3 separate regions of the Homo sapiens genome follow, and all the other regions are linked to region 2. Evidence: chromatin contacts called from ENCODE Hi-C or POLR2A ChIA-PET data. All regions are on one chromosome and are shown on one strand. The core of a region is the stretch at or near the end of the contact, and the rest is flanking DNA. Distances in the headings are between cores, read along the strand shown. Region 1 holds the start of IL2RB (interleukin 2 receptor subunit beta). Region 2 has its middle 13 kb from the start of LL22NC01-81G9.3. Region 3 has its middle 13 kb from the start of TMPRSS6.

The links. A loop is a pair of places that touch in the nucleus more often than their neighbours do. ChIA-PET counts read pairs that join two places held with the same protein, here RNA polymerase II (POLR2A). Pooled maps may share reads with other maps.
Region 1: a pooled map shows a loop between it and region 2 (5-fold over the local background). The contact joins the promoter of IL2RB here to the enhancer-like site in region 2. A Hi-C loop is called at or near these places in 4 of 50 pooled maps. POLR2A ChIA-PET finds 5 or more read pairs at or near these places in 3 of 52 experiments (activated B cell, activated CD4-positive, alpha-beta T cell and activated T-cell).
Region 3: a map of naive thymus-derived CD4-positive, alpha-beta T cell shows a loop between it and region 2 (4-fold over the local background). The contact joins two enhancer-like sites. A Hi-C loop is called at or near these places in 1 of 168 maps with a recorded cell type or tissue (naive thymus-derived CD4-positive, alpha-beta T cell) and 4 of 50 pooled maps. POLR2A ChIA-PET finds 5 or more read pairs at or near these places in 1 of 52 experiments (activated T-cell).

What each region holds. Positions count from the first base shown.
Region 1 is chr22:37,147,751-37,151,385 of GRCh38, reverse strand. It overlaps IL2RB (interleukin 2 receptor subunit beta), which reads left to right and starts at 1,470. Exons shown (of 10, transcript NM_000878.5): 1 at 1,470-1,561. RefSeq lists enhancers at 1,100-1,211, 1,294-1,325, 1,408-1,430, 3,134-3,183 and a promoter at 605-1,560.
Region 2 is chr22:36,976,383-36,979,492 of GRCh38, reverse strand. No RefSeq gene overlaps it. Among named protein-coding and RNA genes, the nearest start is that of LL22NC01-81G9.3, 13 kb to the right of the region's middle. Within about 2 kb of position 1,317, at least 12 of the 41 ENCODE cell types and tissues checked have a DNase peak (open chromatin) inside an H3K27ac peak, as active enhancers do.
Region 3 is chr22:37,120,982-37,124,288 of GRCh38, reverse strand. No RefSeq gene overlaps it. Among named protein-coding and RNA genes, the nearest start is that of TMPRSS6, 13 kb to the right of the region's middle. Within about 2 kb of position 1,953, at least 6 of the 41 ENCODE cell types and tissues checked have a DNase peak (open chromatin) inside an H3K27ac peak, as active enhancers do.

The DNA.
Region 1 (3,635 bases), core at 221-2,720, 170 kb before region 2:
TCTGAATAGACAGTTCTCAAAAGAAAACATATAAGTTTATGAAAAGGTGCTCAACATCATTGATCATCAGAGAAATGCATGTCAAAACTACAATGAGATATTATCTCACCTCAGTTAAAATGACTTTTATCCAAAAGGCAGGCAATAATGAATGCTGGTGAGGGTGGGGAGAAAAGGGAACTCTCGTACACTGTTGGTGGGAATGTAAATTAGTACAACCACTATAAAGAACAGTTTGAAGAGTCCTCAAAACACTAAAAATAGAACTACTATATGATCCAGCAATCCCACTGCTGAGTATATACCCAGAAGAAAGGAAATCAGTATATGGAAGAGACATCTGCATTCCCACATTTGTTGCAGCACTGTTCACAATACCCAGGATTTGGAAGCAACCTAAGTGCCCATCAACAGATGAATGAATAAAGAAAATGTGGTACATATATGCAATGGAGTACTATTCAGCCATGAAAAAGAATGAGATCCTGTCTTTGCAACCACATGTTTGAAACTGGAGGTCATTATGTTAAGTGAAACAGGCCAGGCACAAAAAGACAAAGCTCACATGTTCTCACTTATTTGTGGGAGCTAAAAATTAAAACAATTGAATTCATGGAAATGGGAAGGGCAGTGATGGAGATGGGAAGGGCAGTGGGGGTTGGAGGGGTGGGGATTGTTGTTGGGTACGAAAACAGAATTAGATCGAATGAATAAGATCTAGTATTTGATAGCATAACAGGGTGACTTTAGTCAACAATAATTTATTGTACATTTAAAAATAACTAAAAGAGTATACTTGGATTTTAACACAAAGAAAGGATAAATACTTGAGGTGATGGATACCCCATTTACCCTGATGTGATTATTATACATTGTATGCCTGTATCAAAATAGCTCATGTGCCTCATGAATATAGACACCTACCACATGCCCACAAAATTAAAAACTAAAAAAAACAGTCATCTCTGAATGCTAAACGGAGTAAGGGGCTTCCTGGAAGGCTGGGTGAAATGGGAGTCTCGGAAAGATGGTGTGTTGCAGGCTGGGAGGAGGGTGAGACGCTGGGGTCACCTAGAGGGACCTGCTTGTGTGAAGCCTACGTATTAGTGGGTATGTGTGTGACCGGATGGAGGCGTCAGAGGTGTTGGGTAGCCTGTGTGAGTTGGCGTGGGGGTGATGTAGGAGGGGAGAGAGGGAGGGCCTGCGTTCCCTTGGCTCCTGTGTGCAGCTAGGCCCCTATTTGACAATGTGTGTCTGTGTGTGTGTGTGTGTGTGTGTGTGTGTGTGTGTGTGTGTGTGCCGCCCCCAGCGTAGGAGGCAGATCTTTATCTGGCCCTGGGTGCTTGAGGAGTTTCAGGCTTTCTCATAAGCCTCGTCTCCCCGCCTCTCCACCCCAGGCCTTGCCCCTCTATCCTCTGCACAGGAAGTGGGCTGGCTCTGGGCTTTTAGTCTTTGCGGCCCCAGCAGCCAGAGCTCAGCAGGGCCCTGGAGAGATGGCCACGGTCCCAGCACCGGGGAGGACTGGAGAGCGCGCGCTGCCACCGCCCCATGTCTCAGCCAGGTGATGTCCCCCTGCCTCCCTCCCGGCCCCTGTGGACCAGCCAGAGGGCTGGGAGTGAAAGTCACAGAGAAGACTTTCAGCTCTGACTCAGTTCCCCCAGCAGTTTCTGCCTGAACTCCCATCCCCCAACTTTGTCTTAGAATTCCCCTAGGGAGGGGTTGGGCCCAGCTCTCATGGCTCCTGGCTGGAGGAAAAAGCGGTCCCCAGTCCCAGGTCAGCTCTCCTTCCCAACCCATTCAGGGGAGGCTAGGGACTGCTGTGGGATGAGGGGCTTCCCTGGGCTCTGTGTGCTGGGCCCCCAACCCGGAGAGGTGGAGAAGGGATGGGTGGATAGCCTGGGTGCCCGGAGAGGGTACGGGATATGGGGTGGGACAGGCGGGAGCCCCCTCCTGACCTCTGTGGAGTGGGGCCCATATACCGGGGGAGGCAGCCCTGTGTTGCGTGCTCATCAGGAGGCTTGTGGAGTAAGTGGGGACAGAAGGGTCCCCTTGGAGAGCCATCTATGAAGTGAAGTTGCTGCGAGGCCTCTGGGAGCCCCAGGCTGGAGGCAGAGCCCTGGGTTTGAGTCTGGGTTTGTCCCTCCCTTGGCTGCATGACTGGACAGGTCAGAAGCATCTCCGGACATTGGGGATGGGACCCTATCTTTGGGGCTGCCTGGAGCTCATGCTCTCTCCTCTCCTGGGGGCCGAAGCCTCCCACTCTTAACTGTGTTTGTAGCACCTCGGGGGAGGGAGGTGGAGTGAGGAGCTGAGCTATCCCCAAGGGTCCCCTTCCTTCCCCCACAGCCAGGGTCCCGCACCCAGCTGGAGAAGCCCCTGAAGTTAAATAGCAAGAGACAAGCACTGTGTATGGGAGCAGGGGGGTGGCAGGTGGAGGTGGCCAGAGAGGACGAGGGGACATAGGCCCCATTGAGTTCAGAGGTCAAGTTGGATGAACCATGGGCTCCCGAGCTCCTGCTTTACCACCCTGCCCCAGCCACCATATACCCCTGATGGCAGCAGGGGCCCCGAACTGCACCTGACCAGGTTCAAATCCCAGCTCTATGCCCTTCTCGCCTGGGTGAGAGGTTGACCCGTTTCTTAGTCTCCTCATTTGGCAAAAAGGAGGCATACTAGAGCCTCCTCATGGGGCTGTAGGGAGGGCTAAAAGCTGAACTACCCCCGAGCGCTCAGGGCAGGCAGTGTAGGCAGAGAGAGAGCAGGCACCAGTCCCTGTCCCCAGCAGCATCTCTCTGAAAATCAGATGGCTGGGGTCAGCCGCTCCGGGCTTCAGTTCTGGCATGGATCAAATGGGGCAGCAAGACCCACCTTGCAGGGCTGTGGTGGGGACGTAGGCATCCGTGGGTGTGACCAGTTTCAGAGTCATGAACGACAGGGCACGTGTGGGTGTGCCTGAGGACCCAGGAGGGGGTGCTCAAACTCGAGGTCCTGGGCTCCACTTGCTGTCACCCGAGGCTGGGCTTCTCCTCACCGTGCAACCTTAAGTGGGTTCCTTGGCCTCCCTGAGGCACAGCTTCCCCATTGCAGAATGAGGGTGCAGCCTCAGTGACTGCCAGGCGCTCCCTCAGCTCTGTGCCCCTCTGGCACCCCCACACCATCCTCCCGTGGACTCTGCCCTCTCCGAGCATCGCTGCACCTCTGAGCTCCAGGCGGCGGGAAGCAGACTCCAGATGGCGCTTTCTCCTCCTGCCCGGCTGCCTCTAGGCTGGGCCTGTGGTTTACCCCTAACCTTCCTTTGACCTTGCACCCCTTTGTCCCTCAGCACCTTCCTCACACACTGGGGCTCTCTGCAGTTCCTGTCCTGGGCATGGGGTCATCCTGAGGCTGGGCCCGACCTGGGGTGACACCCACACAAAACATTGATGGTCCCCTTGCCCCAGGGCCAGGTTGGCATGATTGAGCGTGAAGGGGCATAGGGGCTATGGGAGTCCCCTGGTTGGGCTATGCACTCTTTGGGGTCCCAACCCTGTGCCCTCTGCTATTGGGGGATCCCAAGAAAGAGGTGAGCAGCCCCCACCCTGGGGAGCTCACCCTCCTGTGGAGACGGTAGGCCAGGCAAAGGCGAGCCCATGGTA
Region 2 (3,110 bases), core at 68-2,567:
TTTTTTTTTTTTTTTTTCTTTTTTGAGACAAAGTCTTGTTCTTTCACCAGGCTGGAGTGCAATGGCATGATCTCGGCTCACTGCAACCTCCACCTCTTGGGTTCAAGCGATTCTTCTGCCTCAGCCTCCCGAGTAGCTGGGAGTACAGGCACCCGCCACCACATCTGGCTAAATTTTGTATTTTTAATAGAGAGGGGACTTCACCATGTTGGCCAGGATGGTCTCGATCTCCTGACCCTATGATCTGCCTGCCTCGGGTTTACAGGCATGAGCCACTGCGCCCGGCCCCTCTTGCTATTCTTCAGCAGCCTTGGAGTGAGAAACCTGAGGCCCCTGTCCTTCCCTGGAACAGAGAAACCTGCTGTCTCACATGCATATATGCACACACACACACACACACACAAACACACTGTACATGAACTTACACACAGACATCTAAGGCCGGGCGTGGTGGCTCACACCTGTAATCCTAGCACTTTGGGAGGCCGAGGTGGGTGGATTGCCTGAGGTCAGGGATTGGAGACCAGCCTGGCCAACATAGTGAAACCCCATCTCTACTAAAAATACAAAAATTAGCTGGGCATGGTGGCGGGTGCCTGTAATCCCAGCTACTCGGGAGGCTGAGGCAAGAGAATCGCTTGAACCCAGGGGTGGAGGTTGCACTGAGCCCAAATTGAAATTGAACCACTGCACTCCAGCCTGGGTGAAAAAGCAAAACTCCGTGTAGAAAACAAAACAAAACGAAACAAAAACCAGACATCTAAGCACGTTTGTACAAGCAGGTGCACGCAAACATGATGCACACACACAAATATACATATTTGTACACATACACACCTAGGCACAGCATACGAAAGCATTGCTAACTTAAGTCCAAATACAAGGTTGCCAGTCGGCTTCATGGGCATGCAGCCTATAACCTGTGCAGTCCCAGACGGCTCATTCTCAGAGGGCGCTGCACTTGATTTAATGCCCTACTGTTACAATATTGAGATTCTTAATAATTTTTGAACAAGGGGCCCCCACATCTTCATTTTGCACTGGGCCCTGCATGTACAGATGCACACACAGGTGTTCTCTATCTCATTCTGTCTTGCCCTCTCCCCTATCTTGACTTCACATTGGAAGTTCCCACACATCTCCATCCTCAACTCTGAAATCCAAGGGCTTAAAATGAAAAGGGAAAACTGCAGCTGGGAGCGGCTGCCCCTGCGGAAGGGGGGTTGAAGTAATGTCTGTCGCTGACCTGTAGGTGGCAGCACAAGCCGAGCCAAGCCTCAGCAGCGGACCGGAAGGAAGGAGGCGGGGCTGGGAGGAGATGGGTGTCACCGCGTCACTGGTGCAATCCTTCTACAAACGGCACGGAGATTTCCCAAAGCACAAGATTCTGCGAGGGATTGTCTCACTAACCCATTCTTCTACCAATTCAGTTTTAACAGTTTTCTTTCTTTCTTTCTTTCTTTCTTTTTTAATTTTCTGATTACAAATGCAACATTTTTTATTATAGAGAATAGCGTCTAAACGAAAGTAAAAATCATCCATAATTAGATACTTTTTGGTTCTTTTTATTTACTTATTTTAGAGTCAGGGTCTCACTCGGTCACCCAGGCCGAGTGCAATGGCGAGATCTTAGCTCAATGCTGCCTCGAACTCCTGGGCTCAAGCGATCCTTCCGGGGACTACAGGTGTGCGCCACCAGACCTGGCTAACTTTTTTTTTTCTATTTCATCCCGTGGCTAACAATGCCTGACTTCCTGGGAACGCAGCCCAGTAGCCCAGCCCCTGTTCAAAATGGAGTCACTCTGGTTTGAATGCCTGTAACAGTTCCAGCTCCCCCTTGGACCTCTTTTCCAGCACCTCTGTCAGCCTGGCTTACTTAGTGCTCCTCTGGCCAGCTCTGCTCCGCTGCGGGGGCCGCTCTTGGAGGAGGTGTGCGTGTCCCATAGGGGCACCTACACTGCACAGCGCCCCCGTGAGGGAGATGCACTGGCTCAGCAGCTCCCCATACTGCCTCGGGTCCTGCCCTCCTCTAGGGCACACCCCACAGCCTTGGCCTGCTGGGGTGTTCTCACCCAGTTGTCTGCCCCCTTGGATGGGCTCTGCGTGGCCACTCACGCCTCACTCCCTTCCTTGGGGTCCACGTGCATTTTGGAAGCTCCTTCATCCTGTGGCGTCATGGGGTGGAAGTGTGGCAGCCCCACTAGCCTCCATCCCCCGTGGTCTCCCTCCAACCCTCTCCTCCCTATCAGAAGGCAGAGAGCACAGCAAGGTCCGGCAGGCACGATGGGTTGTTCTCACTGGGGAACAAAATGTGAGTCTCCCCTTAGTGAAGACCGCCAGGCTCTACCATTGCTCCTCTGGGAGATATCCTCACCTGGCTTGGGGCAGAGGAGCTCACCCCAGCTCCTTCTTCACGGTAAGGGGGAAGGAAAAGCCACAGTTTTTCTTACCTGGCCAAGCACTCACCTCTCTGACACTTCTTCCCTCTCTCTCTAGCCCAGGTCTCCCTGGCCCAGAGGAGGGCCAGAGTGTGTTAGTGAGGATGTGGGGTTGCAGAACCCTGAGAGGGCATCTGACCCCCACTGTTTATGGTTCTCTGCAGATGTGGGCTCTTTGATGACTCTTTATCTGAATTTGGAGTCTTGAAAGTCCCCCTTATCATATTGCTACACTAACCAGATGCCCACTGATGGGAGCTTCAGATATTTCCACCTTGGGACTATTACAAACCACACCCACGGAGCATCCTTGGACACATCTTTTCATGCTCATGTCAGAATCGTCACAGCTCAATGGATTCTTCTTGCCCGCTGCCCTAGAAGAAACCAATGAGAACGGGAGGTGTTGCCACCTAGAAAGAGTTTAATAATCACAGGGCCTGCCAAGCAAGGGGAACAGGGAGAAATTTTTCAAACCCATTTCCCTGAGAATTCAGAGGCTAGGGTTTTTTTTAAGGGTACTTTGGTGGGCAGGGGGTTGGGGAACTGGAACCGTTGATTGACTGGAGATGAAATCACAGGGGCATCTAAATCTGGCCGGGCACGATGGCTCATGCCTGTAATCCCAGCACTTTGGAGGCTGAGGTGGGCGGATCACTTGAGGTCAGGAGT
Region 3 (3,307 bases), core at 704-3,203, 140 kb before region 2:
GAGATAATTATACTAATGGGAAAATACCTGGTAAAATTTCATTCTAAGCTTCCTGGCAGTCAACTTCGGGGGGAAAATAAGATGCCATGATCCATTAGTGTGATTGTGGGAGAAAAAGCAAAGCCCTTTGATAGTTTGGCAGGTAGATGGGGCTGAACGGTGGCCAGGAGAGAAGGCTGAGGGCGATGCTGGTTGGTCAGGCCGAGGTGGTCTTACCTCCTCCTCCTCCGTAACTGCTGAGCCCCTCCTACTGCCTCCACCCTCCAAGCTGGTCCAGTGTCCCTCTGGGCCAGCATTTCACTGGCTTCTCCCACCCCCACCCTGGTGACCTCCGTGCCACAGACCTGACGCCATCACCTCTCACTCGTATGCCTGCTCAGCCTCCTCCTCGGTCTGCCTGTCCCCACAGCCGCCTGCCCCTCTGATCCTTCCACCTCTGAGCCCTGCCAGGCTGATCTGGCTAAAGGTCGTATCTGGCCACACCACATCCTTGCTAAACCTCCAGTGACCCACTGTCATTTTCAGGATAATGGCTGAGGTCCTTAATGTGATCGTCCATGGCTTGGGGGACTTTGGGGAGGTCCCATCTGCTCTTATGCCTCAGTTGCCCCATCTGTGAATTGGGCAGGCAGATTGGATGATTTCTAAGTGCTCTCCTAGCCCTGACATTCTGTGGTTCCAGGTGCCACATGGAATATGGCTTAAGGCCTGGGCTACATGTATTTTACATCAAGAGTTCACGCTGGGGTTGGGGGGTGGGGATGAGAGTAGGGATTGCAACTGACTCATTTGCTTGGCACCTGCTGATCCCTGGGTTTGAAGTAGCCCTGCCCTGCCACCCAAGCTATCTACCCTCAGGTTCCTATGCATCCCTCAGAACCCCACTCAAGCATCTCTGCTTCTGGCAGGCCCTCTGATTTGCCCCCAAGTAGAGTAGATTACTTCCTCCTACTGTCCCCCTCCTGAGCTACCTCTGTTATAACCAACTGTTGTGCCGTGGGTCAGAGCCTGGGCTAGATTCTGGGGATCTAAGGGTGATACTAATAGCTTTGGAAGAACATCAGGTAGAGCCCCGTTAGCTCAAGACTTTAGTCAGAAAAGCCAGGCACAAGAAGACTCTGAAAGGACCTTCTAATTGGGGAAGGAGGGTGGAATGTTGGGTGGAGCTTTAGCAAGGGGGCTCAACTGGAACTCAGCTAGTTTTGGTTATAGTTGATTGAGGATGGTGCTTGGAAGAGAGAGGAATTGTTCTTGCAGATTAGCAGCCACTATTTGACAATTTGGGCTTTATCAACAGGCAGTGGGGGAGGGACAGCTTTGGGGTCAAGGATCTGTGAGAGCCACTGTGGAATGTTCTCGGTCCTTCAAAGTCTTCGAGAACTGCATGTATTGAGCACTTAGATGCGTCAGACTCTGTTATAAGCACATTGATCCTTCCACTCTCTGGAAGCATCCTTAACTCACTGGATCCTTAAGCAAATGCCATGAGGGAGGTACTATTCTTAGCCCATTTTATAGCTGAGCCTATGGCTCAGAGTGGCCAAGTGACTTACCCATGATCACACAGCTAGAATGTAGTGGAGCAAGTTGAACCCAGGCAATATTTAGCACCCACATGGCACAGCTTCTTACAGCTTCTAAAGGGTGTGCACCCCTGGTATCCCACACAAACACACAGTGACCTACCAAGATAGGAATGACAGAGGTTCTAAGTCTTGTTCCTCAGTAGAGGCCCAGAGGCCCTGAGGGGATGGCGGTGCCGTGTCCCGGGCCACACAGTGCGTTTGGTAGTGGGGGAGGGAGTGTTGATTAAATTTGAGCTCACCACCAGCACCTGTGACAGGCCTGGGACATCCCCTAGGCTGACTTGCTTAGAGACATTTTCCACCACCAGGGCTATGACACACTCGAGGCTCCCATCACAGAGCCTGGCAGAAAGTGAGGCAGGAAGCGCTGAGTGGTGAGAGACGCAGGTCGGGTAGTGGAGGGGGGAGTGCCCAGTCTACGATTCCAGGAAGCCAGGATGCAGACGGAGGGAGGAGCAGAGCTGGCAGACAATGTCTCATCTCCCATTCCTCTATTTACCTGGCCTCATGCTGGGCACTGGCCACAGAGAGGAGGCCGGCTACTGCTCTGTCCACAAAGAGTCTCCAACCTTGTCTGGGAGGGAGTGACTCTGGAGGACACATACAAGTAGACCAGCTGATCACAGCCCTCCTTCGGTGTGGAAGAAAATCAACCCGGTCCTGTGAGCACAAGCCTTGATCAGGAAATGGTGCCAGTGAACACTCTGGTGGAGTCTTCTAACCTGGGGAGGAATTGTGGAATGCCGTGCGGGGCTTTAGCAAGAGAGGCTGAGCCAGAGTTCAGGTAGTTTTGGATAGCTGCTTGAGGATGGTTCTTAGAAGAGGAAGGAATTGTTCATTCATTCATTTATTCATTCAACAGACATTTAGGAGGGCCTAGTACCTGCAAGTCACGGTGTTGGGGATCCAGCAGCGAGCAAAGCCCCCTTCATTCTACACTTTCAGCCTTTGTGGACACCTTGGGGCAGTGTGGCATAGTGGTTATAGCCTTAACTCTGGAGCCCCGCAGCCGGGTTAAGTACTGGCCCCCTCACTCTGGAGCCCCGCAGCCGGGTTAAGTACTGGCCCCCTCACTCTGGAGCCCCGCAGCCTGGGTTAAGTACTGGCCCTGCTGCCTATCAGCTGTGACTTTGGACAAATACCTAAGCTTCTCCGTGCCTCAGTTTTCTCATCTGTAAAAGGGGACAATACCAGGACTGTTGTGAGGATGAAAGAAATAATTGAATGTGGCAGGGTGCTGTGGCTTGCACCTGTAATCCAGCACTTAGGGAGGTCCAGGTGGGAGGATCCCTTGAGCCCAGGAGTCCAAGACCAGCCTGGCTAACATGGTGAGACCCTGTGTCTACAAAAAATATATACAGAAAATTAGCCGGGCATGGTGGTACATACGTGTAGTCCTAGCTACTAGGGAGGCCGAGGTGGGAAGATCCCTTGAGCATAGGAGATTGAGGCTGCAGTGAGCATTGATCGTGCCACTGCACTCCAGCCTGGGCAACAGAGTGAGGCCCTGTTACAAAAAAAGAAGTAAGTTAATGTAAAGTACTTAGGAGAGAAGAGCTAGCCGTGGGAGAGACAGACAGAGACAGGGCTGTGACCAGGGCAGCCAGGGGCCAGAGATGTGGAAGCTGCTGACTTGCTGGCTGGCCTTTTGGATACTCTGTTGCTGTGTTGGTGATGGCTGTTTGGGGCAGGGGATGAGCTGGACACCTGCAGGCTTGGTG